2 separate regions of the Homo sapiens genome follow, and region 1 is linked to region 2. Evidence: chromatin loops called from intact Hi-C (ENCODE). Cell type or tissue: PC-9. All regions are shown on one strand. Each heading gives the region's core, and the rest is flanking DNA. Links, peaks and the distances in the headings are about the cores only.

What was found. Peaks named below come from ENCODE experiments on the same cell type or tissue, not always from the same donor. Only the 100,000 strongest peaks of a DNase experiment are listed, where the experiment ranks them.
Region 1: it touches region 2 in a loop (11-fold over the local background); 2 of 110 quality-filtered maps call a loop at or near these places.

Annotation. Positions count from the first base shown.
Region 1 is chr11:92,258,841-92,275,567 of GRCh38, reverse strand. All of the region lies in intron 1 of FAT3 (FAT atypical cadherin 3), which reads right to left. Among named protein-coding and RNA genes, the nearest start is that of FAT3, 42 kb to the right of the region's middle. In PC-9, for the core only: no CTCF peak of the experiment used is centred there; DNase peaks (open chromatin) are centred at 6,377 and 7,493; H3K27ac peaks cover 3,358 bases.
Region 2 is chr11:92,373,967-92,390,693 of GRCh38, reverse strand. The region is part of intron 2 of FAT3 (FAT atypical cadherin 3); the gene reads right to left. Among named protein-coding and RNA genes, the nearest start is that of FAT3, 160 kb to the right of the region's middle. In PC-9, for the core only: no CTCF peak of the experiment used is centred there; a DNase peak (open chromatin) is centred at 7,053; H3K27ac peaks cover 711 bases.

The DNA.
Region 1 (16,727 bases), core at 3,129-11,128, 120 kb after region 2:
GATAAAATGAAAGAAAGTAAGGAAACAGATTCCAGAAAAGCTGGGGGAGGGGTGTCATAAATCAAGTCATGGAAATAAGAATAAGCATGCTTATTCTTATGTTTGCCAATCAGTAGAACCAAAGATGAGCCAAGAGGCCTGTTCGCATTTAGAAAAAAAAATAAGGTTGAATAAGGTTGAAGCCATTTATTGCAGCATTAGAAATCCAGACACAGGAGTTTGGATTTCATATGGTAAAGGTGTTAAATGTAAGTGGCTAAAAGTGGGAAATTACTCTGGCAACATGGAAGGATTGCTAGGGAGAAAGAAAAGAGAGATAAACGTCTTGGAGAGGGCTGCATCCCTAATCCAGCATGAGACAAGAAGATGAGGGTCTGGCCTAGGATTATGGCACCCGTGACAAAGAGATGGATGGAGAGGCTCCTACTTTCAGTGTGGTACCTGGGAAGACTAGAGAATCAAGGTTTGGCGTTCATGGCACACACTACAACAGAAGTTCCCTGTTACTGCTGCTATGGTTTGCATGTTGCGCTAAATACCTGACAAACATAGCTAAAATATCGAAGTAACTACTGTGTATGTGTGCAAATAGGGCCACCTTTTAGAACTGTCTCTTAACCATCCCCATTTACAAAGTTGCCGTGCTTTCATAGGAACCTAAAAGTTTCCAAAATCTGTGAAAAGCTCTTTATGTAAACATCTGTAGAAGTAAACAGCACAGCAAAATAAACATATAAGAAAAAGTGCCCACAGACTCATAGAGAAGGTCAAGAGTTCAGTGTTCTATTTTCTTTTCCACTTTAAAAAAGGTAAAATGAGACTATTAAGATGATATTTAAGATAAATATAATATAGCTCTGTCCCTAAACTAGTAAAGAAAACACAGAAATAGAAAAATATAAAGCTTTTAACTAAATGTAAAATATTTTCAAAGGTTTAAAAATATCTGTACACTCTCGGCCAAGATGTTTTCTAGAAGAGGTCCCATATAGGTTAATTACTTGAAAATTCTTTAAAATTGACATATTGTATTTACAGAAGACAAGAGTTGAAAAGAAACCTGAAATGGTCAAGAAAATTAATACTTCTGAAGTGCTAAAAAACCTGGGTCTTTAAATTTAAAGCTACCATTTAAAACATATTTATACTATTTAATTTCTTAGAAAACACCCTTTTGTCATTCATACAAAATCAAATATCAGTGACTCTCCAAGTTACTAGAAATTTTTAAATGAAGACCAAATCAAGAAGGTTTACAATATGTATTATTTCAGTAGTAAGTAGGGGTTTATTTGTTCAAAAAAAGAGAAATCTCCCTTAATTATGCTCAACCAATTCTCTATTGTCATGTTCTAAATTACTCATGTGAAGAAAACAGTGAAGAAAGAACACAGAAGAAAATTTGAAAATTCAAGAACCTTAGGGCTCAAAAAGGATATTGAGGATACAAACTGATTAAAGTAATAATGAAAGTTTCAGAAATATTAGGACTTAATTTTTTAATAAGGAAGCTGAGGAATACTATCATAATTTTCATTAAATTTTTGGTAACAGCAGACATTTCATTATGCGCTATAAAAACCAATGTGTTAAGCCCCGCACTAAACTTGCAACCTGCTGATAAACAAACCCGTCATAAAGTTGGTTTATTATATCAGAAATATTCTAATAAACATAATCATATTCTACAAATCAAGCAAGTGTACATGCTAACTTACATCAGCTCAGAAGAAGAATGGTTAAAGCAAATGAGGAGATAAGGACATCATTTTGTATCTTCGTAGAATAACAGGATCCAAGAGACTTAGAGCCCCATGCAGACATTAACTTAATCCTCAGAAATCTATTCTGACCAGAGCTTTATAGTCTTCCTCTAATTTAGTCCTGTAGCCCTTTCCATTCTTCTTCCCTCACCATCTTCTGGACCCTCTGACTTTCATTCCATTTTACTCAGAGGCTCTGTAACAACTTCATTTGCCAGCTTCTAAATTATTTTGATAAAGTGTATGATATTATACAGTTATTACAACTAGGACCGCAGGAAACATTACCAGATCGATATCACCATCTCCCATTAAATGGCAATTCAGTGTGTCAGTAATTTCCTTTTATTGCACTTCAAATCCTAAAATACCCAAGATCTTTTTTATTATGTCCTCTACAATCCCTGCAGGCTCAGAATGTTACAGAATCTAGAAAGGGGCAGGGATAGGAGGGAGGAGGGAGATGAGGCAGAAGGACTTAATAGGACTGCTACAAGGATGTTAAAGAAGTAATTTTACTTTTCCCCAAAAGTTGAAGCTATTTTAAAGGCAGAGATACAAGTTCCCCAGAAACAGATTTGGCATCACTTTTATAAAATACATGAGATAATGGCAGGGGGTGTAAAATTTGGGAAAACATAAAAACTGGTGGATCAGACTCATAATTTCACAGATACTATTGTTAGAATAGGCCGAGATTCATTTAAGTAAAATAGAGGATTGATTTATAGAAAAATGTGAGGTAAGTAGTGGTATGGGGGATGCCCAGCAAGGCCAACCTAGTTGAAAGAGCTATTAGGAAAAATCTGTTTATGAAAAAACATAGTCCTCCAGGCCCCTTGGAGTAAGCTTCTCCCAGTTTCCCTGTTGACAGACACAACACCGGGCAAGGCTCCTGGCCAGAGCTCCATCTGTCAGCTGGACAGCAGGTTTGCAGATGAATACTTTATTTTGCTCAACAGTTCTTAATTTTGCAAAAGGTCTAGCAAGCTTCCTTGGCAATACTTCCCTTAACAGGCCTATTCAAAGTCTTGCATAACAGAAGTAAGGATGGCCTGAGGATCCCTGTCCGTAACATTTCAGTCATTTGGGGCACATTTTCCCCAGGTTGTCACACCCCACACCCCATGTTCTCCTTAAACGGCACCTCTCCCATGCAGCTTTCCCTCTTCATTCTCTCCCATCCTCCCTTCAACCTACTTGTGATTTCCCCCCTTTAAATATCCATCACATTTTGCTTGTTTCTTTCTACTGGCCTAACTCATATTCTCCCTTTTATGTGGGTTATATTATATTATTCATTAGAAGCTCCTTGAGCAATAGGATCCATGTCTCATTTATCTCCCTGACCATCCTGTCCTCTAACCTATCAAGACCACTACTTAGTAATTCACAATATGTCATGCATTTACTAGGAACTCAGACAGTAGTTTAATTCTGTCATGAGAATGCAAAGTTTATGCTGGAACAGAGAATCCTTAACCAGAAATTGGCATAGCCCACTCGGCCTTATGTGCTTGATTTCTACTCTGCTTGGAGCTTTCCATGCAGGTGTGACTCCCAAGGAGCAGGGCAAAATGAACACTGGTAACCCCCTCCTCAATTTCCCCTTCAAGATTTTACAGCAGCTTTGCTGCTCCTTCCATCACCTCTCCATCTGATGTGTGCAGAACTTTACAACATCAATAATAGAGAGTTTCTTGATGCATAAGCTAGGGATTTTTCCTTCTGCAATCCCAGAGAAGGGAGATGGAGGACAACGACTGCTTGACAGAGTTGGTCTCAGTTCTTATAGGGCCATATAATGAAAAGAGTACAGTCTCACACAAACTACCCCCAAACTAAGAAAGAAGTGAAGGGAATCAGTATAGACTTATTCCAAGAGTTGTCACATACTGGTTAAAAAATGGGACAACAGTTTTGCAACATAAAGTAAATCCACTTCCAGCACGTAGAAGAAGGCAGAAAAAGAAAAGTCACATTTAAAAGATTGATGGGATCTGGCAGCATAGCTTCTTCAGATGAATGGGGCAAACCCAATTTACTAAGCCCAGCATATCAAAGCAAATTGTTACCTCTCTCTTTAAAACATAAATCAAAATAGCTACAGAAGGGAAGAGACAAATGAAGAATATTAAATGTCACTCAGTCAATCAGTATTTATTGCAACAACTATGTTGCAAGCACTGTTCTGGGCACTGGAGGGATAACAGTGAAACAGACAGATTTCCTACCCTTAAGGACCTTAAGCTTGTGCAGTAGAAGACAGAGAATACAACATATAAACAGTCCATTTCAAGTACTAAAATATGCTGTGAAGAAAACGAAATAAATGAGATATGATCATCCTAAGGGGGAGTGGCAGAGGAAGGACAGCATTAGCTAAGGTGGTCAGGAATGGCTGCTTGGAGGGGAGTGAGTAAATGAAGACAGAAAGCAGCAGAGGGAAGACATGAAGGACAAGGAAGCACATAGGGATATTGGGGAGGGTTAAGGTCCAGAGGGAAGGCCAGTGTGGCCCAGAGACTAGGGATTCAGTGGAAAGAGATGAAACCAGAGTTGCAGGCATGGAATCTTGAGGCTAAAGTAAGGAGTCTACATGTCACACTGGTCTTCATGGGAAGCCCCTGGAAGGTGTTATGGCACAAGGAAGTGAGGCAGCCTGATGAATACTCTGGCTCAGTATGCAGAATGGACTGTAGAGTGTGAGTCTAGAGGCAGGGCTTGGAGGCTGCTGCAGGAACACAAGGGAGAGATCCTGATGGCTTGAACAGGGGTTATAATAACAAAAATGACGAGAAGTGGCCTGCTTTGGGATATATTTTGGAAGTCAAACAGACAGGCTTTGCTAATGGATTGGATGTAAAAAATGAGGGAAAGAGAGGAATTGATGATGACCCCTCACTTTGGGTCCTAAGAAATTGGATGGATGGTGGTGCCATTTATGGAGATTGGAAAGACTGGGGTAAAAGTGGGTTTAGGGGTATAGTGGAATAACATTAGTTCTGTTTAGACATGTATGTATATGATATTTCTCAAATATCTAAGTGGGAGTCCAATTGGATATATAGATTTAAGAATAGCCAATATATAATATTTATTTATTTATTTATTTATTGAGGTGAAGTTTTGCTCTTGTCCCCCAGGCTGTAGAGCAATGGCACGATCTCGGCTCACTGCAACCTCTGCCTCCTGGGTTCAAGTGATTCTCCTGTCTCAGCCTCCTGAGTAGCTGGGATTACAGGCATGTGCCACCATGCCCAGCAATTTTTTTTTTTTTGTATTTTTATTAGAGACGAGGTTTCACCATGTTGGCCAGACTGATCTTGAACTCCTGACCTCAGGTGATACACCCGCCTCTGCCTCCCAAAATGCTGGGATTACAGGTGTGAGCCACTGCACTTGGCCCCAGTAGATGATATTTAAAACCAGTAGACTAGATGATATCACTAGTGGGAGAGAACAATGTTGACAAAAAGGAAGGAGACCCAAGTTCAAGCTCTGAAACATTCTCAATATTTAGAGGGTGGTAGGAGGATCAATAAAGGAGACTGAGAAAGAAAGGCCAGTGAAGTGGGAGGAAAACCAGGGCAAGGTAATATAATTGAAGTCCAGAATATAAAGTATTTTAAGAAGATGGAAGTAGTCATATGTACCAAACGCTGCTGAGAGACATCACCCTCTCTGGCAGCTTAGCATCTTAAAGTTCAGATCAACAAGATGTCATCAATCACCTGGAAAGAGAGCCTTAATGGAGAGGACAGGAACCACAGCCAAAACAGTAAGCAGACATCTGATTCCTCAGATGCCTCACCATCAATTATTTCTGAAGTGTCCACACTAATAACTTAACGCATTTAAAAAGAAGTGAGCTTCAACAGACAGCAAGAAAATGAATTTTGGGGTGGCCCTAGAGGATGTAGAATAGAAAACTTCTCAAAGCTCAACTTTCTGGATGGGCTGCTGAATGGGAAGGGGAAGTGGGGTACAGTGGCTACATTGCTGTCAAGATAATGGAGTTCTTGGGACTTTATTCTGAAAATTATTTCCTCCCATTTCGAATATGGTGATACTCAAAACTAAGTACTCATGACATAAAAATAAATTAGAAAGAAGGTAGGTAAATATTGTATTGCCCAGGAAAGCTTGGCACTCTAGACATGCACGGTTTTATTATTACCCTTTCTTTTGCCATAACTTCTAATGAGAAATCCTCTTAATACAGTTTCCATATTATAACTTCAAACTACAAGGCTCTTCCAACAGATAGCATAAAGATCAGTTGAAAAGCAAAAAAGTTCTGCTTGTTCAAAGTATATGTCCCAGCTTCACTTTTTCATGAGATGTAGATAAAACTAGAAGAATAAAACTAAATCAATAGGATAATTTTCACTTTCATCTAAATACTTTGTGAAAGGAACCAGTGTCTACCTGACCCACTACATACTTGCTTGCTGGTGTGAACACAGACCTAAATGATTTGAATTCAGGGCACTTCTGAGTGGTCAGGGATCTAAATGGCCAGGCGAAAGAATGTTTCTAGCTCATTAAGACTATGCATCTCTCAGCTTCTATGGCATTTCTGGAATCTGTCAACATTGCGAGTCATATCATAACTATGAGGAAATGTTTTTAACTTAACTTTTGACCTTCAGTCTAATGAATCTTCTAATTCTACCAGTTCAAACTATTGAATAATTCAATAAATAGTGTTGTGACCCAAGGCAATTTGAGATATGTGATATTTTTCCTTTGAGATGAAGAGGGAAAAGGAGCTGATTCTGCATTCCATTCCAGCTCATCATGTTAAAAACACCTGAATACATCCATTTTAAATTTTTTCCCATACAAAGTAAAAGGCTGAAATGGAAAAAAATAATAGCTTCAAACCATAGTCTCCCTTTACTGCAACAAAAATCTCCCTTGAAAATGTTTCTTTTTTCTTCCCCTTTCCTTAAAAGGAGGAAAATTGTTAGTTGGAACACTGCTTACCAAGGGGTATGTTTTGTACATGTTTCTAAATGCCAATCAGAAGTTTTCTGAAGCCAATGGTAACTTATATTTTAGTCAATCTCCATGAATGCCTGGGGAAATATGTAAAACATTAATCAGGGTAACCACAGTTGCATAATTATCATCTGAATGGAAAAGAAGTAAATATAGAAGAGCAACCAGAGATTAAAATTAAGTTAGTGATGTGTCTCAAAGCTCAATTAGCTTCTATCTACGCAAGGAACCAAACTTTTACAAAGAATGGGGAAGGTTGGGGGTTAATTTTGAAATTACAGACTCAAGGAAAATTATTTTTATCTTTTAAAAATTAAAAAAAAAAAAGGAAATCTATACCAATTTCTGTTACAATTGTCAAACATGTTCAGATTTTTCCAAAGTACGTCATATAATCTATGGAAAAGATCTCTGTTTAGGGAAGTTAAGGCAGCTAGGTCCATTCTCTTCATCACTAAGGAGCTGAGTGGCTTTAATGTGGGGTAGTGGAAAAGGTATGGGCATTGGCAGTACAAAGGCTTAAATTCAAAACCTATCTCTGCCTCTTGCTGTGTTTCCCTGGGCAAGGTCCTCAACCTCTCTGAGTATCAGTTACCCCACATGTGAAATGGGGATAATAGCTATCTGTCAGGGCTAAGATTAAATGAGATAAGGTACTGAAAGCTATTAGCACAGAGTTGGGACCAGTGTTTGTTTTCTTTCTCCTTTTCCTTCTCTGAACTGATTAGGTTTTTTTTTTTTTTTTGAAGGACTTAGGGCAGATAACTTAAATTCCTTTAATACTCTAAAAGCCTATAATGCTGGTAATGTACACTGAAGGAAGAAAAACCTCAATTTTCAGTAATTTGTGCACCTACAAGACAAAGCGCTACTTCATTCAATCTGAAAACCAACTCCCCAGAGCCTAATAAATAAGTGTTAATACATGTCATCCTGCAAAGGACACAGCCTTACGCAGTTCCATAAAGGATTTTCACAGATTTGAATTACTTAATTTTAAGGTGTTAGCTTAGGAAAAGAGTATCAGCAAATAAATAATGATAAGCAATAACTTCCGATGAGAACAGAATTAAAGATTTCTTTTTATTTTCCTTTAATATTCTTCTAGGTAAAACTATGTTTCAGCAACTTAAATCAGAGGATATAAAAAATGGATAGGAGGTGAGAAGTCTAACTGGTAGATCATTTTCTTTGGGATCATTTCCCACCACCACTTTTTTTTTTTTCTTTTCATACTTCCAAACCCTGGAGCTGCTCCCTTCTAAAAGCTACTGTTCCCAAGCTGCCACTCTTGGCCCAAGGACCCTCCGCCAAACTCTGTGCTCTTTCCAGGTTCCTAAGGAGACCTCCAGCTTCTGTGGTCTCCTTCCCCTTGTCCGGAGTCAATACATATCCATCATTCTCTTCTTATGCTTAAAGTTAACTAATCAGAACTAATTACCTAATTAGATTTCTGGGAAAAGGTTTCAGCATTTACTTAGAAATTCTTTAAGAACAAGAAAGAATGTGCCCAAAATTAGCAATCTCAACACCATTTCCATCTTTAAGAAATGTAGGCACATACAAATAAATAAGAACTTGTCTTTGCCCCCATTTTTTTCTGTCTTGAATAATAAAGAACATGATAAAGTCATGAATGCCAAATAGGCTTCTTTTTGAGTAAGCATTTTCAATAAGCGAGTTGGTGCAAAAGTCGGCAGGATGGGAATTGAGAAAGCTACACCCGCGTGACAGGCAAGGCAGTGTCAGGCAGGCAGCCTCTCAATGCCCTTCCACACCAGACTGGAGCAGTGGCAAAGTCCAAAGTTCTTTCAGAAGATTTATATCAGCCCAGAGCAGCACACAGACACATGCTAATGGGCCATTTGCTCACAGAATGTAACTCCATGGGTGATATGCCAGAGTTAACTGAGAATTATGGAGCATGAATCACAGAGAATGAAGATCATCAGGTGAAATCAGGAAAAGGCACCCAAGAACCAAGCCTAGATTTTCTAATGGCATTTCCATAAAACTTCTGGCAAATATTCACCATCCCAACAAACAGAAGAAACACTCTCTCTACAAAATGGAACAAGGAATTAGTCTCTGCAATTTCTGCCATCCCTGAGCAGAGAGCTTGCTACTCGAGGATGGGCAAAAAGGCTTTTTCAGCCACAGACACTCCAGACTGAGAAGGCTGAGGCTGTTAGAGTGGAAAGGGACGTGTGTTTCTCAAAGGCAAAATGTTCTACTAAATTCCCTAATATAACATATACCCGCTAGAATTAATAAAAGGAATGAAAACACCCTAGATTACACTTAATTTTCTGACACAGACAGTGATAAAAGCTGAAAAGTACCTATCAACTGAGGCCACACAGCTCAATATGCCTCCCTAATGACATTTTATCAAAGAGGATTTGTACGTGTCAAACACGGAATAAATAGCATTTTGGTCCTGAAGACACTTCCTCAGCTCCTGCCCATACTAAAGAGAAAATACATTGTCGAGGGTATTTAGACACTTTTTCATAGTGAGGCCAGGTTCTCAAACTAGAGAATGAAATAAACCATATGAATGGCTCAGAGAGCTACTTCAATGAATTTCGAAGAGAAATGTCTTTTTCCCTTAATGAAACACTAGTTGGTATTCCTTTAAAAGAGGCATTTAGAACCTAAGATAAATCTCCTTGCAAGTCAAAGTCTTGGAGGAAAATATTACAAATTGTATCCTATGTTCAATAATAAAAAGTAATTATTGAAGCCATAATTTTAGCTGGGACAAATGTTAAAGTTAAGTTCAAAAAACATCAAGAAATGATGGACTTGAAAAGGCCAAGGTAGAAAGGAAGGAAGGGAAAAAGAGGTCTGGAGCGTCCTGCCCTTTCCCCAATGCTATGATCTGAATATTTGTCTTCCCCAAAGATGTATGTGTTGAATCTAACCCCAAGGTGGTACTAACAGGTGGGACCTTTAGGAGGTGATTAAATCATGAGGGTAGAGTCTCATGAGTGGGGTTAGTGCCTTACAAAAGAGGCACCAGAGAGCTGCCTTGCCCCTTCTACCATATAGAAACACAAGGAGATGACATTGTCCATGAGCTAGGAAATGGACTCTCACTAGATAACGAATCTGCCAGTGCCTTGACCTTGGACTTACCAGCCTCCAGGACTGTGAGAAATAAATTTCTGTTATTTATAGCCTACTTAGTTTATGGTATTTTGGTTATAGCAGCCCAAATGATCTAAGACACCCAACCTTAGTAATCCCCCAGATTCTCCCAACCCCACACCAGAAGTGTTCCCCTTGCCCTCTAAGAGAAGGCTTAGTACCATAGTATAATTTCCTGTTTACTCATTTGCCTTCCCCAGAGACTGGGATGCTGTGAAGACAGAAAAAGACGTCTTCCCCATTCACCAATTTATCTGCAGCTCCCAACACCATGCTTGGAACGCAGTCAATACTGAAGGGTAAGGGAGGGAGAAGAAAAACCATACGGCAGCGTAATAGAAGGAGAGGATATATAAAAGTATTTGTTTTTAATTTCCTTAACAATTTTTGTTCCTAGTCTAGTCAAGCAGAAGGCAATGTGTTTTCTATCACGCAAATACAGAGTTTCAGGGCCCAGGTCACTAAAAAATAAGTGAACTGGCTACAGCTGACTCTTCAGTGGTCCTCTTAATTCACATACTGAGTCCTGAAGAAGATACTCTAATATAAAAAGCTCCAGGGAACCTGTGGTGATTTCTAGACTCGGCTTAGCAATTATTTTGGTTTTTTTTTCAACCTTTTTTTTCCTTTACTGAGTGCTAAAAAACCCCCAACAGAATATTCACAGAATTCAGTCCTTATGATCTTAAAGGTGGGCATGGGGTGTCTCTGACTTGGAATCCTCTTTACCCAAGGAGATGTGGATTTCAAATCCAAGGTGAAATAAATACATGTTATTCTTTGAATGATTAACAGTAGGAAAGGTGTCTTATCTCTCACTGTGACCGCCCTAAAGAAAAGATGTCAGTGAAGCCCAGGTACGGCCAAGCCGAGTTCTGGGACCTCCACAAGGAGCCTGGAGTGAAAGACAGAATCTATGGCATCACTGGGAAGAAGCATGGCTAGTGTCTCTGTCACTTCTCTCACGAAGTCAGAAAACATAAAGTGCAAACCAAAGCAATATTCAGGATTCATGTGTTTATACTCTAAAAATGGAGAAAATGAAAATATTTCCATTGTCATAGCAACCTAGATTCCCCCACAGTTTAAATGCATGGTATGCAATAGCGGTTATTCTGAATTACTAGTTAAGCTCCCTCTAAATGCACAGTTTGCTCTACAAGGCAAAGGGTAGAGATGACTCTTAGTGTCCTTAAACCAACCCAAGATTGGTTTCTTCAATTTAACCATTTCAATACACATTTCACTTACATTATAGATAACTATTTTGTATCTCTTCTTCAAATGTGGAAACTGATGCAGTTAGCCCCTACTCTCCTGAAACATATACAACAAGAAAACAAGCCTTAGAATTGGAGTCTTAAAGTATTCCAGATACACATCTGAAGTAATTGTTAGTATCAGTGTTCATGTCTCTTAGTTTGTCATGAGACAAGGAAAATGTTATATTACTCTGATTTCTATTATTTATCATTTATATCATTAAATTAGCCAAAGTCAACAAAATGAGACCTTGAATGCACAAAGTAGAAGAGGCACACAGATAGAGTCGATGTGAGACGATGGGGTTGGCAGTGATTGGTCAATAGCTCAAGTATAACTACATGTCTATAGGTAAATTAACTACTCTGCAGCTTAATTTCTCAATCTGTAAAATGGGCATAATGATTATCTACTTTATAGCACTTCTCAGAGCACTGCCTCACTAGCGTAATGCCTGGAACCCAGTAGTTGTTCAGTATATGTCAGCTTTCTTTCCACTAAGGGCTAATATCAAATGCAGATCCCTGCTCTTGGGGCTTCTAGAAATATGGCTAACAAAAGACATCAAGATGAAAAAAGGGAGGGAGAAAATTAAAAGCAACACAAAGTAGGACATGATCAATGCTGACATGATACAATGGGCAAATGCTTCATAATTTGTTCATTTTTAATCATTTTGAATTAAAGTTAAAATTATAAGCATGCAAATATATATGCATCTCTCTCTATATATATATATATATACACACACACACACACACACTTATATTCAAATACCACATTTATCACTCAACATTTTAGAATAAATGAAATTTTACTCAGAAGATCCAATATTCACATCTCCTGTAATCTTCACATCAGAAAGAAAATTTCAGAGGAAGGAAGAAAAGTTTTTCACAAATCCTTAAAAATCTTTATAAAGCAATGATACAGATATTGCTCCCATAGCATTGATATGAAATCTTTTTCAAGAAATCAATTTTCTATATACAACTGTCTAATGTAACACAAGGGCAAACATTATATAATATGTGTGTGTGTGGTGTGTGTGTGTGTATATGTGTGTGTATATATATTCCAGACCAAATTCCAGACTCTGCTATGACATAAAAACCCCGAGGAAAACCAGAATAAGTGAATCGAGAAAAAAAAAATGATGGACAGAATGCCTAGAATTGTCGACAACACTCAACCCTCACAGGATTAACACAGAGAAATGCTGAACTACACAAATGGTCAACTCTCCAGCACTGAGCTGTGAATACTGGAAACAAAGCTGTGAAAACTGGAAACCAAGGATTCCCAGGTAGATGAGATCAACATGTCATTTATTAGAATCAACAATGTGGTATAGCATCCAGCTACAAAGTAATGAGGAATAAAAAAAAAAAGAGAGAAAACTGAAAGATTATTATGAGGGAACCGGGGCTAAAGAGAAATACCTACATTTCGGTAGCCACCTTGACGACAGTAATTGCCTCTATGATTCTGTATTCTTTTATTTATATGACAGCACTGGCAAGCATCCTTCAGAGCCATTTGCAACCACTTGCATTTTGGACAAGTGTTGTAAATTCAGACACATGGGCATTGTCAACCCATCCCGTATTCTGAGAATGTTTCCTAACTCTGGTCTTATCACAGTCCCATGTGGGACATTCTAGTTTTCTCAAGAGATATGTACTAAAATATCAAATAATTATCAAAATAAAGCTTGTTTCCATTTTCTTTCTGTAAATTACTAAAAATATATCATGCTGTATCCTGTTTCAGAGAGGTCTAGCAAAAACTCCACTGGATGGGGAAAGAAACTTGCCTAATTCCCTGAGACTCTGGATGTATCTGCTGCTCTTTTCTGAGTTCTGACCTGAGGGACCAGGCCAAGGATCACTGGTATCTCATAATGGCTCAGGGATTGGGTCTACCAACTCTGAGCTAAGGTTTCTTCAGCCAATGGGAAAGCTTGATATGTCAAATAACTCCTTTGAACTCAGTAAAGGTGACTACACATTTGCTCTTTCTATTCAGTCCTCAAAAGAACCATTGAAGCAACTTCTGGAAAAAGACACTACTTACAGGAAAACATATGAGAAGGAAAGATGAGGAATTCTGAAGGCTATTAAAACTACCCATGAGCTGTAATTACCAATCAAGGGCAGTTGAGGAGGTCTCCTTCTATTTCCTGATTTAGTCAATAGAATTTCCAATTTCCAATGAAATGTCACTTCTTAGGAGGTTCTTACCACTATTCCATCTTTTCAGATCCCTCTGTGTTAAGTGAAAGCTAATCTAATATGGTAGCCTCTTCTAATATGGTAGTTTCTTTAGGTCACATGGGAACAATGCTAGAGTCCATTTATTGTTCGAGAGACCTCAGAATTTAAAAAAAAAAGAGAGAGTAAATATGTATAAAGGAGAAACAACATAGAAATAAGAAAACCTGGAATGCAGGCAAAATAAAATAAAATACATTTAATTAGATAATTAATTAAAAGCCACAAATATGGGTAATTTTAAATAAAAAAGAATGGTAAAATGCCTTGTCATCCAACCAGCATGAATAGGTTAAAGAACTACTGGTTTGGAATTTCAAAGTACATTGCACTTAACCTAGTTGTGTTATTATTCTGATTTTTAAAATAAACCTCTGGAGCAATCAAGAATAAATATATGTTACAATGCCACCCAGGGATTGGAATAATACAAACGTTTGGAAGCTACAAGGCCCTTAGATTGAATGCTGTACTGAACTGGGTCCAACCGGTGGCTGTAATTTTGTTGTGCTACTCTGAGCTGAGCTAAAAAATCACACAGTTAGATTTTTGGACAGAAATTCTATATATAAGAAAATAGCCAAGTTAAAAGACAAAAAGAGCAAGAGAAAACTAAAGCATTGTTCCTAAAATATCTTACCCTACAGCACAGTTTCCAATCCTTCTGCATAAGAGGCCCCTTTAGTACCCAAAGTATAGTGGGGAATCCAGTTTTAATTCATTCAGTCTACAAACAATGCATGTCAGTCACATACTCTAATTACTCAGAGGTCTAAGGCCCCAGGTTGGAGACAATAGCTTAAAGATATCTTTAAACTGGGTGTAGCCCTCCTTACCTTTCCTATTTAATGATGTAAGCTCAGTAGATGGCTTTCTTGTTTGGATGAATTCCTCCTTATGTTCTAAAATTCCTCCTGTGAAGAAACTGAAATAATTTTGCCTCTGAAAATACTATCTTTTCACAGATTTCCTGAGCACAGGGATCTAGGATGATTTATGGGGACAACACTCATCTGAAGTAGTACATTGTCACAGCATTTTAAAATATGAATAAATGATACAATTCTTTCTCTTTCAATAACTCTGCCCTATAATAAACTATCAGCACACTACCCACAGATAATGACACAACAATTTTTCCCCAGCTATTGAAACTGCTTAACATCTGCGGACAAAAAGCAAACAGGATACCCACACTTAAGTTTTTTTACTGTCTGTCTGATGTCCTACATGTTGGCATACTCAGTCAGCTTGCAATTCTCAAAATTGTCTCGACTCTTGTATTAAAGGATGTTCTAAAGTCCACTTTGACTTATTAAAGAGAGGCCGGCTACTATACATACCCCCTCAGGTACAACCTAAGATGGTAACGACACTGTGTAAACTTCAAGATAGACAAGGGACCAGGTGATAATATTAACTTTACAATCTATTTGTTACAGATACATAAAATAGGCTTCCTGGTCTACATCATGAGTCCTGAATTAGTTCATGGCCCATTTCCTGTAACATACCTGGATGAAGCCTTGTTACACTGGTGCATTTACCCACAGAGCCTTAACAGCCTTAAAGAACTATTAAAAGTGGGAGTTTATAAAGATTTTAAAGAAATTGTCAGCAAAATTCAACTAAGGGATGTAAGTCCAGCTATTATTAAGCCATCAGTTCCAATTTCATGCCTTACCACTTCTATAACCAAGTAAGAAAGCTGATAAAGATTTCTTCTCTTCCTTTTCCCCATAGGGCAAAATTTCTAGAGCCTTGGGTCAAATATTTTTTAATATAACTCCTGAAAGAGAAATACGAGTTTGGGTTCAATCATACAAATGACCGCTCTTAAAACACACACACGCTTGTACACTCACACACACACACCACTTTAAGCTGCTAAATCTGGAATATTTCTAACAGGAAACAAAAACAAAACTGACGAACAGAAAGGGGTAGAGAGGAAAGGGGCTACAGCCAAGGGCTGCATCTGCCCAAGAAACCGGGTCACGCTGACAGGTTTTATCAAATGGGTGCTTAGAATTCTACATGACAGCTGTACAAAGCTCTTCAGCTTCACTTTCCTGCCTCAAAAATAGCAGCTGTTCAGGGTGTAATAGATCCTCTCCCTGGTAAGTAAAACTGTCTTATCTTTGAAAGACTTGAGGGCAAACTCAGTTCCATCTTAAAAACACCCCAGCCACATCTTCTGCTTTCCATCCCATCTAGGAAAAACACCAAAAGGAAGAGGAGATGAAAGCAGGTTGAAAATCTCTTCCTTTAAAAGCTGGAGATTTTGTTTAGGTTCCCTCCAGCACTGGGGAAAGTTCGGTCCTTTGGTTTTCAATGGCAGGTCTGGTTTCCTTCCAATTTATTTCAATTCAATAACATTTCAAGTAACTTAGAAGCCATATAATTATTTACAAGTTGTTAGATGTGGAGCAGGACTTCTGTTCTTTTGAAGTTCTAAGTTCTGAGCACAAACACATCCATACCACCAATCCAAGGTGGAACTCTTCTTGTGGCTTCGTACAGCTCTCCTTTTTTTATTTATTTTTATTTTTATTTATTTATTTTTTGTTAGCTTGTAATATTCATTTAAAGTCCATTCATGTCTTTTTTTTGGAAATTTCAATCCATTTCCTATTTACTACTCATTGTACAATTAGCCATAATTATAAACATGGCCAATGTATGTGCTGCTCAAAATTATTGCCATCTTAAGTGTCAAAGAAGAATCTTCTGCCTCTTCACAAATAATTAACATACCCTTCAGTCATTCTTTAAATTGTGTTTTTCCGCTTTAAATGTCAAGAGTTTAAATCTTATGCAGCAGGAGAAAGTTCATATTTCCATATTGTATTTCCTGCTCTTTCCTTTTCTTACTTTCTGAGAACTGCTTGAACCATTTCATTCTCTAATTCTCTTAAATAATTGAAATAAAGAATCCTAAGAATTAAAGGTGTATTTTACAGATGCAGGAGCATGCTCAGAGGGGCACAACCACTTAATATTGCAGTGCTAAGGAAGTGTCAGATCAGGATTAGAAAGAAAACTAGCTTGGCCATAGCTCTTTCCTGCCCAACAACTTCCACCCCCGCCCCCCACACACAGCCCAACCACATTCCTCCTTTCCTATCCAATTCTGTTAATGCCACCATCTTTCTCCTTGCCATCTAACCCCTAATCCTTCATCTTCCTCTCCATCCCACTCTGAATCAGTGGTTAAAGTGTTGGCTCTTCCACAAGGCCTTGGTCACTAGTTCTGTGTCTTCATTCC
Region 2 (16,727 bases), core at 3,232-11,231:
ATTCTCACTCAGACAAGAACTGGTTTTCCTTGCAGGGCAATCCTGTTCCTCATTCTCCTTATAGAAAAAGGAGAATGCCCAAACTTAGTGGTTCACGTCAAAGCTCAGCACAATCTTGGGGCACTGGGAGGACTATGGATTCTAGTGGTCAATCCATTAGCAGCAGGCAGACATCCATCCTCGGAAGGCATGGTAAGTGATGGTGAGCAACCACTATGGCTCCTTGACCCCAGTGACTTCAGATGTTCATTTCAAAAGTGAAGGAGAATAGGTTTAGGCTGGGTGCCCTGAGATGGTCATGGCTAGTGCTGGACAAACTCTCCATACTTGCTTTGCTTCTCTCCCTGTGGGTTAGCCCAGGCCCAGTCCCATCACAGCAGCCCAAGAGACTGCTCCCTACTCAAGTCCTACCTAACTCTCCTTTTCTACCAGCCTAAGGATCCTAGTCTTGGGAGGATTATATAGGGAGGAAAGCTTTTAGATCTTCCTTTAGTCTTTTTCCTAATCTATTATGGCATAAACTCTATTCCTGACTTTACAAGAACTTTATTTTTTATTTCAGGAGCCCTTTCTTCTCTCAACAAAACTTAGCTCTTAAGATCAAAAACTTTGCTTTTAAAACTGTCATTTTTGATGTGGACTTCAAGAGTCTATTTTGAAAGTTTAAAAAAAAAACAGGCTTTTTTCTTTTGCTTCCACTGCTTTTCTACAGACGTGCCTCCCACCTACTCTGCTCCTGCCTAAAATGCCCCTGATTTTCCACAAGGTAATGTGAAGACACTGGTTGATTAGACAGAGACCATACATAAGACGGGGTAAAAAAGAAAAACTCCAAGTTTAACATCTCAGTGTGTTACGTTGCTCTAATTCCATAGTATTTAAGGGAATAAATAGTGGAAACAGACCTGACACGTACCCTGACACTCATGTGATCATCGGCAATTACCTTCTCTGTGCCTCTATTTTATTATCAGTAAAAGGAAAAGTCCATTTTCCTCACTTCTAACTGCTACTGTGAAGATTATTGTAAAGTGCTTCACCAAAAATAAGCCACATCCATACAACACAATAAATGGTAGTTATTGTTAAGTACCAGGCATCTGGCAACTAGGTCCGTTCTGCCTTAAGATATTCTAATATCATTAGTCTTTACCATTTAAATCTATTTTTGTTTAACTTTCCTTGCATGTACGCCTTTTCCTCCATACTTGTAAATTTGCCAACTTATTTTCTTACCTTTAAACAAGAATACAAATAATCTACCTTATGAAGTTGTAAACATCAAGTCAAGGTGTTTATGAATACTTAGCCTGACATCAGGACAGAAAACAGTAGTCACCATTGTTAGGTCCGTTATGGGCAAAAGCCAGGTTCCCAAGAAACTCATCTACGAGCTGGTCTTAGACTTCCTAGTTTCCAGAACTGTGAGAAATCCATTTTCTGTTGTTTAAGCCACCCAGTCTATGGCATTTTGTTAAAGCAGCCCAAACTGACTGAGACACCTTGAGAAAAGTTTTCAATGCTCTGTGTGTTAGTTTTCTTACCTTTAAAAATGGTGCTAATAATAACATCAATGTTACAGTGCTGTTCTGAGAACAAAATGTAAGATTTCATGTGTTGCTATGGCACCTACTGGGTATGGCAGGGGATGGAGAGCTGAACAAACAGGGGTCTTGCCCTGAAGATGTTCCAGGAGAGTATAGGAAAAAGACTTATGCCTAAGAAACTGCCATAGAAAGCCAAGCAACAAATGCATTTGAAGCAGCACAGATAAAATGGAAAGAAAGTCCAGTTCAGGGAAAGGGACATGACCTTCAACAAGTCTGCCATCTGGTCCAAACAAGACAGACAAGCCTATAGACTTCCCACGAAGCATTCTTCTGTAAAGAATTTCTTAGCATTTTCCAGGCAGTTATGCTCTGAATCTCCATACTATTTTGGATATTCTTTTATTATAGTACTTTTCTCATTGATTTGCATATATTTCTTTGAAAATCCATCTTCCCCAGGAAATGAATAAGCTTCTTCAGGTCAGAACTACCAGGCCCTGTTGCTTATATACATGCAATCCCTTATCCCTCCACAAGGAAATCCTAACATCTGGTATAAAATATTAAATCCTAAATAAATTCTGTTGAAACATGTACCCAAGTCTTTATCCTGCTATGTCTGAAATACGTCACTTTAGAACAATTAAGAATTAAATTATAGCCATGTCTTCATCTTTTGCATATTGCTTCCCTACCATTTCTCTTCCAGGAAAGATCTTAACCCAAGGTGTTGAGCACTATCAAACAAATGAGGAATAAGCACTACCTTCCACCCCTCAGTGATAGTTGGGAGATCAGGAGGCATCTCCTCTGAAGACTGGACATATTTAAAATGACCTGACCATGTAAGGGAGTGAGGGAAAGGAGAAGGAAGAGCAGCACCAGATAGATTCAGCCACAAGGTGAGGGCACAGTTCCTCAAATAATTTAATTTCCTTTACCTAAAAAAAAACTATATAAATAATTGTGACACATCCACAAAACCATGCTGAAATAATAAAAATGTCATTGCTTTATCAGCTTGGAGTCTAAACATAAAAAATGATAGTCAGTGCTAATCTACTTTTCTCTGCTTCTAAATGCTGCCTCAAATAGCCTGGCAAAAAGCCCCAAAATGGAAATTAGTAGCTCAGATTAAGTCCCTGTGCCAGAAAAGATCTTTGTACTGTATTTAGAACAAGGACAGTATACCATGGTTCAGTATTGACAGGACAATTACTCTAAGAAGATAGAACTTAGCTCCTGAAGCTACTTAAAATCAAGAGCTATCTATTGACCCAAGTAGGAGATGATCTGCATGAAGAAATCCATGCTTCCCAGCTTCTCCTCCACTGCTGTTCCTCCTCAGCACCACTCCCATTCAGAAGCTCTGCCTGATGTGTCAATGGCTCATCAAAATCCACTTATACAGGATCTTCTCGCCTTAACCTTTCTCTGTCTCCTATATTTTTAATCTAGATAAAAGGTCTCACCATTCCATGCACACCACAACAAGCCAGAAACTTGAGAAGCATCATTAATTCCTTCTTAGTCACTTACCCCTACATCCAGCCACACAGACACAGACACAACCACTGGTTAACAAATTCTGTGAACTGTCCCTCCCTAATATCTTGAGTTGGGTGCTTCAATTCATCCCTTCTCCCCTACCCTTACTTCAGTCCCTTCTTTCTGGTTTCCAACAACTAGTGTTCCTGGCCCCAGTCTATCCCACCACCTTTTCCTTCACCCTGCAACACACACAGATTTTGGCTAGTTTTCCAAAATGCAGATTTGATCTTGTCACTCCCAGCTTTAAAACCATTTAATGTAACCACTCCCACTCACCACTAAAAGAAAGAACCTTCGTGCCTCTCTGCAGCTCAGAGCTCTAGCCATGCTGTATGCACCTCCCAGTTCTCTCACTCTGCCTAATCTTTGCAAATGCTACTCTTGTGTTCCTGGTTTAGAATAATACCTATTTCTCTATTTGGACCTGGTTCCAACTGGACCTCCTTGTGGAAAGGACGCTCTGACGTTCCTTCCCTCTGTTACACACACACACACACACACACACACACACACACACACACACACACACTAGCTCCCATAATCCTTGGGCATTGCTGGCTCATAGCATTTATCACAGTACATTATGAATCCCCTCTGAGCCACAGATCTCCTAACAAGACGGTGGCAACAGCAAACGTCTTTGGCTGTCTAGAATCCCACACAGCTCCTGCCACTCAGTAAGCATTGTTGAAAAGGAATGGGAAAAGATGAATGAATGAAGGCATGATATAGTCCACTTACGTGGTGGGATGATGTAGGATCCGGTCCCAGATCTGTTACCCAGTGTCACTCAAGCTGTAATGGGAGCAGTTTAATCAGCTGAACATTCCAAGGAAATCCCCAAATAAAACAGCCCCTGGGGAGCTCTCCCCTCAAACTGAGTACCAAATGGCTCACCACGTATTTATTGTTTCATGAATCTTCTCTTGTCTTCTCTCAAGTTTAAACTACCCAAGGGCAGTGACTGACATCCATTCATTCAACAACTATCTAATGAATATTAATGATGTGTCAGGCAATAATAATAACTAACATTTATAATGTACTTATTGCTCACGCACTGGGTGAAGTTCCTTTATGCTTTTATGATTGCAGTAGGCAATGAACTAGGGACCAGATACATGAACAACTTTATACTACATGGGAAACGTTTCATGTATGCATTCATTCAATGTCTTTTTCAACAATCGTTTATTGAATGTTCACTATGTTTGAAGTCTTGTATATGTTCCTAGGCATTTTCTTGAGGTAGGTGTCCATATTTTATCAGCAAGGCAACTGAAATACAAAGAGATCAAGTAATTTGCCCAAATCCCATAGCTGAACAGTGACAGAGCTGTGATTTCAAGCTAGATAACAAAACTGCCTCTTGGTTGTTGACCCAAAATAATAAGAATGGTTATTTCTGAGTGGTGGTAGAAAGGATGAGTTTATTTTCTCACTTTTAACTTCTTTCCTTTCTTTCTTTCTTTCCAGCATAGGCTGGAGTGCAGTGGCACTCACTGCAGCCTCAAATTCCCAGGCTCAAGCGATCCTTCCACCTCAGCTTCCTGAGTAGCTGGGACTACAGGCACATACCACCATGCCTAGCTAATGGTTTTGTATTTTTAGTAGAGAAGGGGTGTCACCGCGTTGCCCAGGCTGGTCTTGAACTCCTGGACTCAAGTGATCCGCCCACCTTGGCCTCTCAAAGTGCTGGGATTACAGGCTGAGCCACTGCACCTGACCAATTTTATTTTCTTTTGTGTTTTGCATATTCATGTTTTCTACTTTTCCTCCAGTAAACCATGTAATCTTGAATATAATTTATAAGAGGTAAAAAACTGGCTGACCATGCAATGAAAATAGTTGCTACATTATAATGAAAATGTAAAAACAGATAAGAAAATGCTGATGAGATGAGGTGTCTAAAATCAGCAAGAGGTAGCCAAGCGCAGTGGCTGATGTCTATAATCCCAGCACTTTGGTAGGCCGAGGCAGGTGGATCACCTCAGGCCAGGAGTTCAAGACCAGCCTGGCAAACATGGCAAAACTCCATCTCTTCTGAAAATATAAAAATTAGCTGGGTGTGGTGGTACACGCCTGTAATCCCAGCTACTTGGGAGGCTGAGGCACGAGAATCGCTAGAACCCAGGAGGCAGAGACTGCAGTGAGCCAAGATTGTGACACTGCACCCCAGCCTGGGCAACAGAGCAAGATTCTGTCTCAAAAATAAATAAAATAAAATAAGACTCTGTCTCAAAAATGAAATAAAATCAGCATGAGTCCACTTCTAGACTCTCTACCTACGGACACTTGGAAACACCAGCCCATTTCCTGGGATGCCAGATAACTCAAACATAGCTACAGCATTTAAAGATGTACCGTAATTTAAATGCTTAAAAGGTCTCTTCCTGACTGTAGAAAGAGAAGTAATTGAAAAGAAATAGAAAGAGCTGATGCTTGGTGCTGCTTTCTTATAGGAGTAATACTATGATGCAATTTTCAAGTGAAAACATTCACATTCAATCTCTGCCTTTAGCATAGGGAGGAGGCATTAGGTGTGCCCATGCTGTGCTGTGCAGTCAGGAGCTGGCACATCCTCTCTCTGCTCTTTCTTTTGGTTGTCTGCGGAAATCTGGGTCACTTAATCACATGACTGACCCACATTTACAGAAACCCAGCCTTCCCATCCTATTAGAAAAACAGCAGCTCCGTGGAAGCAAGCTTTATGAATAACTAAATTTACAGATAAGCTTGCTTTAATTAGCTAGAGAAGAGGAGCCCCACTCCTTCTTCCAGACAAAGCCAATACTGATTTCTCTACATCTTGGCACATCTGTAAACAGCTCCTGGTCTCTTCCACTGCACTGATTAGTCTCCTTTAAATTCCTTTTGAATGTAATTAATTTGCTTCTCCCACTTTTTTAACCCGTACATCAGGAAGCACATTAGCTGAGCCTTTGAAACATCAGTCTTCCAGGGATGATAGCAGTGCATGATCTCCCTGATGCTGACTACTCTGGCTTCTGTATGTGCTGAAATTTGGTTTGCTTTAGATTTTCACAATGAATCAACACATCATGGGGCAAAGGGCTGGGGGAGGAATTTGCTTAAAGAAGTTATGAGTCAAAGTTCTTTTCTGTGGTCTCATGGACAGAATTCCAAGACACATCTATTTTCTTCCCTTTTTCTAAAAAGAAACTCGATGAGAAATATAATTTTGTCATTCAAATGTGCTCAAAGAATTTTCCCTTCTCTTTAGGGTAACAACTCTCTACCTGTTTCCTCTCCAATACACAAGAAGAACAGACACACTTATTAAGGCTTCTTAGCAGTAGTGAGGGTGGTCTGACTCAAAATGAGATGGTATGAAGTGACCACTTTGAAGCCTTCAGATTTATACAGGGAAATGCCCCTCTCTGCACTGCTCCCAAAAAAAATCACTGCTTGAGGGTGAATGACCACCCGCTTCCCATCACACAAAGAAGGAGGCTAGTATTAATGACTTACCACACTTAAGTCTGCACATGTTCCTTTGGGGAGGGGAAACCTCCCTGGAAAATCCACATGGATTTCTTTGCTGAGCTTTAGAGACTACTGTGAAATATATCCTATAATCTCAGGATTCCAGATGAAATAACCAAAAAAAAAATTGTGGGTTCAAATTTATATCTTTGGATTAGCAGGAAAAGGAATATCACACCAAATTAAATCTCATTTTTCTTTTCCTTTTTAAATTTTATTTTCCTTTCTCTCTCTCTCACTCTTTTTAATTCTTTCCTTTTAAAAAAAATGAAATGTGTTTGCTGAACTGGTACATCAGGGTAATTCTGCAAATCTGGCATATCTGGATGTCAGCAAGGCATTTGACAAAATCTCTCATGAGATCCTGGAGGATAAGACAGGAAAAATGTGGGCCAAATGACAAGCCAAAGAAAGGGGTTTAAAACGGATTGAATTTCAGTATTCATAAGGCAGAGTGTCAACTTGGAGAGAAGTCTCCAGTGGCTTGCCTCAGGGCTCTGATTCACTCTTGTATCCATCAACATTTTTCCTAATGGCTGGGATTAGGTCATGGCCTTCTAGCCAAATGTTCACATGCTTCAAAACTGGGAGGGAAAACAAATACACTGTGGGACAAAATCAGGCCCAAAATGATTTCAGGGGCTAGAACAGTGGTTCTTAAACTGTGGTCTGCACATCACCTACATTAGAATCATCTGGAATGCTGGTGCCTGACCCAGCAGTCCCATTACTGGGTATATACCCAAAGGAGTATAATTCATTCTATTATAAAGATACACACACATGTATGTTCATTGCAGCAGTATTCACAATAGCAAGGACATAGATTCAACCTAAACGTCCATCAGTGACAGACTGGATAAAGAAAATGTGGTACATATATACCATGGAATCCCATGCAGCCATAAAATGGAACGAGATCATGTCCTGTGCAGGGACATCAATGGAGTTAGAAGCCATTATCCTTAGCAAACTAATGCAGGAACAAAAAACCAAACACTGCATATTCTCACTTATAAGCAGGAGGTGAACAATGAGAACACATGGACACATGGTGGGGAACGACACACACTGAGGCTTGTAGGCAGGGGCTGGGGGTAGGGAGAGCATCGGGAAGAATAGCGAATGGATGCTGAGCTTAATACTTAGGTCATGGAATGATCTGTGCAGCAAACCACCATGGCACACATTTACCTATGTAACAAACCTGCACATCCCACACATGTACCCATGAACTTAAAATAAAATTTGAAGAAAATAAAAATTTTAAAAAGGCAGAAGCCTGGCCTACCCATACCTGCTGACTCCATGCGGACCACTCTTTAAGACAGATTGAACTGGAACACAATCACATCCTTCTCTATACACACATGGAAAAAGTCATAGAACTGTAGATATCTCAAGATTAGCAAAACCTGAAAGTTGTTTCTTTTTTTTCTAAGTATCTTTTGAAAGGAATCCAAGCTGGAGGCTGATGGGTATCTAGATGGTGGCAGAAGGATTAAAGCCAAGTGACACTCAGGTAGGATGGAGGAATGTTCCAGATCTACCTTTAGGGGTCCCTCTTACGAGGCAGGATCTCATAATGATCTCCCGTCAGGAAAGGAAAGGTTTTGTTAGAGGTGCCTTCCTGGGAGACAGCGCCTCAGCAGGTGATTCCATTAGCTTTGTCACTTTAATAACAACCAGATTTACCAAATGAAAACTGTACAAAATATTGAACAAAAAACAATATAGATATTGCTTATTCCTGAAAATGACACTCCAGCTGACCCCCCACTAGGAGTTTCTGTGAATTTTATATTTTAAACACCAATTCTGAAATCCACTTCTAAGGGCCAGTTTAAGACTCACGCAACTTTCAAATTTGAGGAAATTAAAAATACATGTGAAGCCATGTCTTTTTACTATTAAATACTGACAGTTGATATTAAAATCCGGAATCAAAGGAAAATCCAGCTCCTGCCCCTTAACATGAAGCATTTTCATGAGGTCTCTCTCTCCTAACATAATATGCAATTGATTTGAGCCAGAGTTCAATTTTCTCCTTGATATCCTGGCATTTTATGAGATTTAGCCCTCTGAAAGTAACTTTAATGCAGCAATGAAGAACCAACAAAAACTCTTGAAGCAAAAATCCTGCTGAAAGGACAAAAACTACCCACCAATGTTTGAGAAAAAGACATCTCATATTTCCTTCATTTTCTTTTTAACACCTGGTACACTCATCGTCTCATAAATATTCAATCAACATTTCAAAAATATTTCCCTTTAAGAAAAAAAGGAAGTACTTAAAATAGGATAGTAATTAATAATTTTTTCATTTTTCCTGGACTGTTAATATAATTCACCAAAAAATCCCAAATTTTAAAATGAAAAAGTTAATTGAATAATTATATTTTAACTACCTATATACCTGCTTAAACAAAAATATATCTATTTATTTCTTAAAAGTCAGATCAAAGGTGTTTCGGAAGGAAGGATAATTAATGTTACGTTTTACAACAGGCTAAATTTGAAAACAAATGTGAATGCACCCACCACATGGAAGGAGTGGTGAAAAAAAAGTGGTGAAAAAAGATTTCACTCTTGTCACCCAGGCTAGAGTGCAATGGCGTGATCTTGGCTCATTGCAACCTCCGCCTCCCATGTTCGAGCAATTCTCATGCCTCAGCCTCCCAAGTAGCTAGGAGTACAGGTATATGCCACCATACCCAGCTAATTTTTGTATTTTAGGAGAGACAGGGTTTCACCATGTTGGCTAGGCTAGACTCAAACTCCTGACCGACCTCAAGTGATCCACCTGCCTCGGCCTCCCTAAACGCTGGGATTACAGGCGTGAGCCACTGCACCTGGCCCAACTCCTAGATATATAAGAATATAAAAGAAGTTCCAGTGCCTAAGTTCTTACTTTCTCTTTTAACATCTGGATAAATGAGTCATTGGATAAATGAGTCAAGTTGCATCTCATTCTTAATATGGCTATAATCTATTCTTATAAAAACAAAAACAAAAGAGAGGAAACAGACTGGTCATTGCCAGGGAATGAGGGGAGGCAGAATGAGGAGTGATAGTTTAATGGGTATGGGTGATGGTAGGGTGATGAAAATGTTTTGGAACTAAATAGAGGTAGTAGTTGTACAACACTGTGAATGTAATAAATGCCACTGAAAGGTACACTTTAAAATGGGGAATTTTATACTATGTGAGTTTGACCTTAATAGAACAAAAACAAAACCAGAATTCTAAGGTTTCTCCAAAGACTTTATCCCATCAGAAGCTCACTCACATAGAGAAGTTAACTGAGGGTATAAGGGTGAAAAATGGGAGTCTATATTCCAGCACCCACTCATAGAAATGTGATCCCATATCCTTCCCAAACTATAAAAGAATTCTAGCTGCTAAACCAAAGACTGAAGTGTCACCAAGAGGTAATCTCTCACTAGAGAGCTGGCCTGAGGGTGAGGGGAAATGATTTGCCTCAGCTCTATAAAGCAAGCTAAATTGTGTTGGCTGTGTATTATCTCTGAAGTGTGGATAATTATGCCTCACAGTGTTACTATGAAGGACACATGGGCACCGCCTCATGTGATGGAGCACAGTCAACATGGTTTCTTTGAGGGCGTTCAAACAAAAACAAAAGAAACATCTGTATAAACTACAATGGACAGATCAAGCTGACAGCCAAGTCTTGTTGTCTTGGAAGAGGAAGACAGGGCAGGCATACAGAACTGATTAAAGACCACAAAGCACTGAGAACCACAGAGCAAGTGGAATTTCACATACGAGGTCCAAAGTGTTCACTCCAAGCATTAGCAAGAGGCACAAGGAATGTCAAAGGTCAACTGCAAATGGGAATCTTGAAGGTGGGAGACACTCAGTCATGTGGTGAGTACATTCGCATTCGTTTTCAAATTTAACCTTCCTCACACAAAATCCCTGTTATAAAACGTAACATCAATTATCCTTCATTGAACACACACACACACACACACACACACACACACACACACGAATCAGTTTGCATGATGGCATTCTGACTCAACGACATCATCAAGCAAGAGAACTATCCATCCTGTCTCTCACGGTTACTTCCTCCAAACATTCTTCCAGCTCAGAACCTAACCAGTCCCTTTAGGTTGATTTTTTACCTCATCTACCTCACAGCCACTCTGGGATATCAGTCTTCCAGACTATGGCCTGATTCCTTGTTGACCTTCTTCTGTACTTATTTGGATAGAATGAAGAAACCAAAATTCTTCCACTCCAAAGACCCTGTTCTAGTAATTTCAGCAATTCTGAAACAGTGACAAACATAAAGTTCAAACCCAAATGTAAAAAGATGGATTTTTCACCCTAGTACTTAATGATGTTTTTGATCACATCTCTGAAGACTGCTCCTGACTGTGAAGAGATGAGTACGCCAAATCCAAGATAACCCACAAATATTGGTCTCACTTGTTCATAAGAGCCTCCAGCTGTCAGAAAATGAATTGTCCCAGTCCAAGGTTTAAGTCATTTTGTCTTCTCATCTACAATCCAACAGTGATTTTGGTGGAGGCAGGGACAGAATCATCTGCTTTGGTCTGGCTTACCTTAGAACTGCCTGGTATAGATAGAAAAGATGCTTTCCTGCTCATCATCATGGGGGCCTTTTTCCTGGTCCAGTCAAAAAAGATAACTCCATCAAAAGTAACTTCTGCTACCTTCCAGAAGAGAAACAAAGCTATGGCTTGGCAAATACAGAAATGTTTGACACTTTAATGCTTTTGTGGTTCAAATTTATGAATGTATTTTGGATCGAGAAAAGTGAAATAAATATATAAGAATCTAGGCAATGTGCTTTGTGCTATATGTAAAATAACTCACTTATTATAAAGCACAAAATCACTTGTGGAACAAGCTTAAAACTTGGTTTTCCAAGCTGAAGGAGGAAAACAGAATATTTTTAAAGAGGTTGGAAAAGTGTTTCTTACAGAAAGCATATGGAGAGAGGAGTGGCAGGGGGTATGATGACAAGGCCAAAGATCTAAATGGGAAAAACACTGCTATTGTCTGAACGTTTTGTGCACCCAAATTTCCTATGTTGAATTCGTAACCCCCAAGGTGATAATATTAGGAAGTAGGGCCTTTGGAAAGTGATTAGATCACAGGGCAGCAGTCCTCAGTAATGGGATTAGTGCCCTTATAAAAGCAACCTGAGAAAAATGCTTCATCCCTTCCACCATGTAAAAACATAACCAGAAAGCACCATCCATGAACCAGAAAGCAGGTCCTCACCAGACACTGAATCTGTCGGCTCCTTGCACTTAGACTTCCAAGCCTCTAGTAATGTGAGAAATACATTTCTGTTATTTATAAGCTGCTCAGCTTATGGTATTCTGTTATAGCAATCCCAATGGACTAAGACAAACACCAAAGTATTTTTGCAAGGAAATAACAGAAGAAGTCAATGCATATAAAATAAAAATTCGGAGACTTCAGAATGAAGATATTTTTAAAAATCTTTAAGAGGATGGTGAAAATCAAGGCCCTTGATATAGTTAAAATAGTATATAATGCCTTATGTGAAAACTGCTGTCTGAAATGAACCTACATTTCCAACTGGGGTATAAGAGATAGCACCTGCTGAAGAGAGGCAAGGGTATGGAGGTCTTGGTGAGCTTCAGCACCAATAATAGGCTTATAAGACCTTAATGAAAAATAGAAGAAAGATTATAACTATCTCGATGATAAAGTCTCCTGGATAATAGAAATATAAGAAGTATGAGCCTAACCACTGGCCAAGAGAGCATTAAACACATTTTAAGAGAAGAGCAAGCCAGGTGACCAGAACACACTGGAAATCTGAAATAACCACATTTATAAGAAAGTGATGGGCAGATCTGTGGTTGTTGGCTCTATTGCAGTAGCAGTAAGAAGCCATAAATGTAAGCTAAAATCCTTCCTAGGGTCAATGACACAGTGAACATTATTTAAAAGTCAAATATTTTTTAAAATGTAAGCTACTGTAATTTTTGACACCACCTTAAATGGCTGAAAAAAATGACACAAACTGCAGTATTTGTAGTTAAGTTCTTCATAGAGCCACAGTGTCCATTTTGTTCATCAAAACATACATTATTCAAAGCTTTGAACCACAAAAGAACAAAGATACTGGAACAGATCCCCCATGTACTCGGAGGTAAAGCTGATGCCCAGAAAACGTGTCTTCCTCATCTAATTTAACCTTTGGAAAGGAATCAGAGATAGACACTGAGCTGCTGTTGCATCTACATAGCTAGCCCTTCTTTCTTTTCCTTTCCTTCCAAAAATACCTACTGAGCAGTGATCATATGCCAGGTTCTGACTGAGCCAGACACAGGACCCAATAGTGCATCAGAAATAAATCCTGCCTTCAAGGAGCCTACAATCAGGCAGAAATAAGGAATGAGAGGAATATACAGCTGATCCTGAACCAAGAGAAAGTATTGCCAATTGATGTAAATTTAAGCTGAGCCTATACAACCACATCCTGGGCATGCTCAATAATTCTAATAAAACTAGCTGACCCTTCAGAGCTAGTTGGAAACAGACAGTAAGATATCTTATAGTAGGAATATCAGCTAGAAAACTTTTATCACTTTTTATCTGGGCAGCTGAACAGAATCTTAATACAGACAAAATACACAACATGGAGTCAGAACTTAGTGACTGAACAAGTGTTTATTTCCTGGGTATTTGTGAAGCACAGCTCTATTTTTAAGAAATTATCCCACACCTCAGTATCCTCATTTGAAAAATGATGATAGGGCTGATAACCCATTGGATATTTTTATTATAACTATAAACTAACACACACAACAATACATTTAAAACTCTTAGCCATTATACGTCCATTATATGTCCTTCTTCAACATGTTTTGTGAAACTACAGCTTATGGTCATAAACATGTGTTCCCATGCATGAGCCTGTATTGGGTTTCACTCATTTCTTCCTAGTCTTACACGTACAGACTGTACAGGTCTGAAAATTTATACCTCAGTATCCTTTAAGCCCTTTAAAAAGCTGCTTCCAATTGAAAGTCATCTTTTTAATGTCTATTGAAGAGAATTTACACTGTATTTATGGCCTGGACATAATCATTACCTTCCAATAAAAATGACATATTAAATAAAAAGAAATTTTCACCTGTGAGCTCTTAGAATATATTTGCTTACTCATGGAAATTCAGCAGCGTCTTGCTCAATATTTTCTGCATTTCTCAGTACAATTATTTGGGGTTCATATATATGTCTATTCAAAATTTGCCAAATCTGAGCAACTCAGAAGCACTAAGAAGACAGAAAATAATAACAACAAACACCAAAGCAGATAAAACCACAACCACTATCCAAAGTGAGGGATTCTGGGATCCATTTGAGAGGGGCAGTAACCCTTCTGACCTTTATTCAGCTTCTGGTTAGAAGCTGAAACACAGCAGGACTGCTGGTTCCAACATCTTTATTAAGAATCCCATGAACCGACTAGGAAATATTCCCCTGCAACAAACAGTTGACATGTTCTTGAAAGTGACAGGTCATCTATCTTAAGCTGGTTACCAAGCTCTGCATGTTAAGTGAGCATGTGAGATCCCCAGAATGATTCACTATTCGTCTGAGAGCCCACAGCACATTTGCTTGCGTTCCCCACACAGGCTGCTTTCCCACTGTTATTTCCCTCTGTCTGAAACCAGAACTGATATCAGACAAAGCAAACAATTTAATTTTACTAAAAGGCTAGAAACTTGACCTCACAGCTGGAGAAACTGCTTTGGTTTGATCAGGACAAAAGAATGCAGAAGCCTCTCTTTCCCCATCCACCCCCAGCAAAGTGGTCTGCCAGTCAATTCCAGGGGAGACTTTGCCACATCCCAGTACTCAGCCCACAGGAAGACAGAGTACAGGGGTACAAACTCTTTAACATGCACTACCTGAAGCCACAAGGGGATGCTTTCTATTTATTTGTGTTTTTCAAAGCTTTCTAATATTTTATAAAGTGCTACTGTTTCTCATTTTAATATCTGGCGTTTTAATGTAGGGCTTATTTATCTTACCAAAAACAACATAATAATTGCAGAGTAGAAAAACACTTTGGGAAAAGAAGTGTTTGCATATGTTAATGACCTAATTTAAAGAGTTCTGTGAGTAAAAGCAGAGATGTGTGATAAAAGAAAATGTGCTTTCATCTTTGCTTCAGATGTTAGCTATGATTTTTTTTAGGTCAGTAAACAACAAAATGTGAACTACTAAGTTGTAAAATACCATAAAGGATGGTCACCAAACATCTCACAATATAAGTATAAAGTGCAAACAAAGTCAACTCTGGCATCGGCATCTAATAAAAGGTGATGCTTACTTACAGCCATGTCAGTAACTCCATGTCTCAGTAATAAATACAGCTAAAAATGAAAACCTAAGACCTCAAATGCACCTGCTAAATTATCAAGACAGCCTTGAACAAAATAGTACCCATGTTTACAAGTCCTGGGTTCAAGGGTCAGTTGTGCCACTGACTATCCCTGGGGCTAAGGGAAAATAAGTCTCATCTTCCTCAAATGTCAACCATGGGCATGAGCTCAAGCCTCCAAAGAATCCTTAAACACTTTTTACAAAATCCAATTCTAGACTGGGTGTGGTGGCTGACACTTGTAATCTCAGCTATTTGGGAGTCCAAGGCAGGAGGAGAGCTTGAGCCTAGGAGTTCACGACCAGCCTGGGAAACATGGCAAGACCCTATCTCTACAAAGATAAAAATAAAAATAAATTAGTTGAGGGTGGTGGCATGCATCTGTAGTCCCAGCTCCTTGGGAGACTGAGGTGGGAGGATCACTTGAGCCCAGGAGTTGGAGGCTGCTGTAAGCTATGACCCCACAACTGCACTCCAGCCTGCATCTTGGGAGACAGAGACAGGGTGACCCTGTCTCAGAAAAATCCAATTATATAATAAGTTTAACAGGATATATATTAAATTACTCTAATTATTTGACGATTACTAATTTAGGTATGGTGTGTGTGTGTGTGCGCATGTTTTATTAAACAGGTCAGCATACTACCACTTTCTCTGCGTGAATGTTTTATGCTCCCAACTAGAATGGAATTCCTCTAAACCAGGGAGATAGCTCCATGTCCAGCAATTCAGACAACATGCCTGACACAGCAGCTCTTCAGTTCAATTTTAAGTCATGTTTAAGGATGTTACATTGTACAATTAAAAAAAAAAACTGCTGTAAGACAGTATTCAGAAAAATGGAATTTCAGAAGGAAGATGGGATATATGCATACAATTAACAACAGTAAAGGGTGGAGGTAGTGTTTTTCCTCTTATGGTACAGGCATGATGGAGTGAAGGGAAGTTTGAGATGGGGTCCATTTACACCACGACTTTTGATTCACTCTTAAATAGTTTTAAACAGGCTACTTCTATGCTTAACAAATCTGCATTTATAATTGTGTACTTCAAATTACATTCTTCCTACAGTTCATAGTGGGTTTTTAAATCACAAAGAGTAGTTATCAGAGTTTGTGGCAAATCAGTCAAACTTATTCTCCATCTTTCTTGCCTTCCTGCAAGTTAAAATACCAGGTAACAAAACTAAAATTCCTTCAGGACTTTATCCAGAGGTTGTCTCTCCCTAGTGAGGCCTTCTTGGAACCCACCACCACCTGTACAATTTATTGATCCTTCAATTGCATTATTTTTCTGCTTAGCACTTGATAATAATCAAGGAAAACATGCATAATGTGTGATATGTTAGACCGTTTTAAGTGCAACATCCCCACTAGAATATACAATGCTTAATTTTAGGTGCTAACTTGACTGGATTAAGAGATACCCAGATAGGTGAAAAAGCATTATTTCTGGGTATGTTAGTGAGGGTGTTTCGGAAGAGACTGACATTTGAGTCAGTGGGCTAAGTAAGGAAGATTAATCTTCATCCAATGTGGGTGGGCACCATACACCTAGAGAGGGACCCAGATAGAACAAAAAGGCAGAAGGAAAGCAAATTCTCTCTCTCTCTCTCTCTCTCTCTCTCCCTCTCTCTGTCTGAGAGTCCTTTGGCCACAGACTGAGAGTTATACCATAGTCTCCCCTGGTTT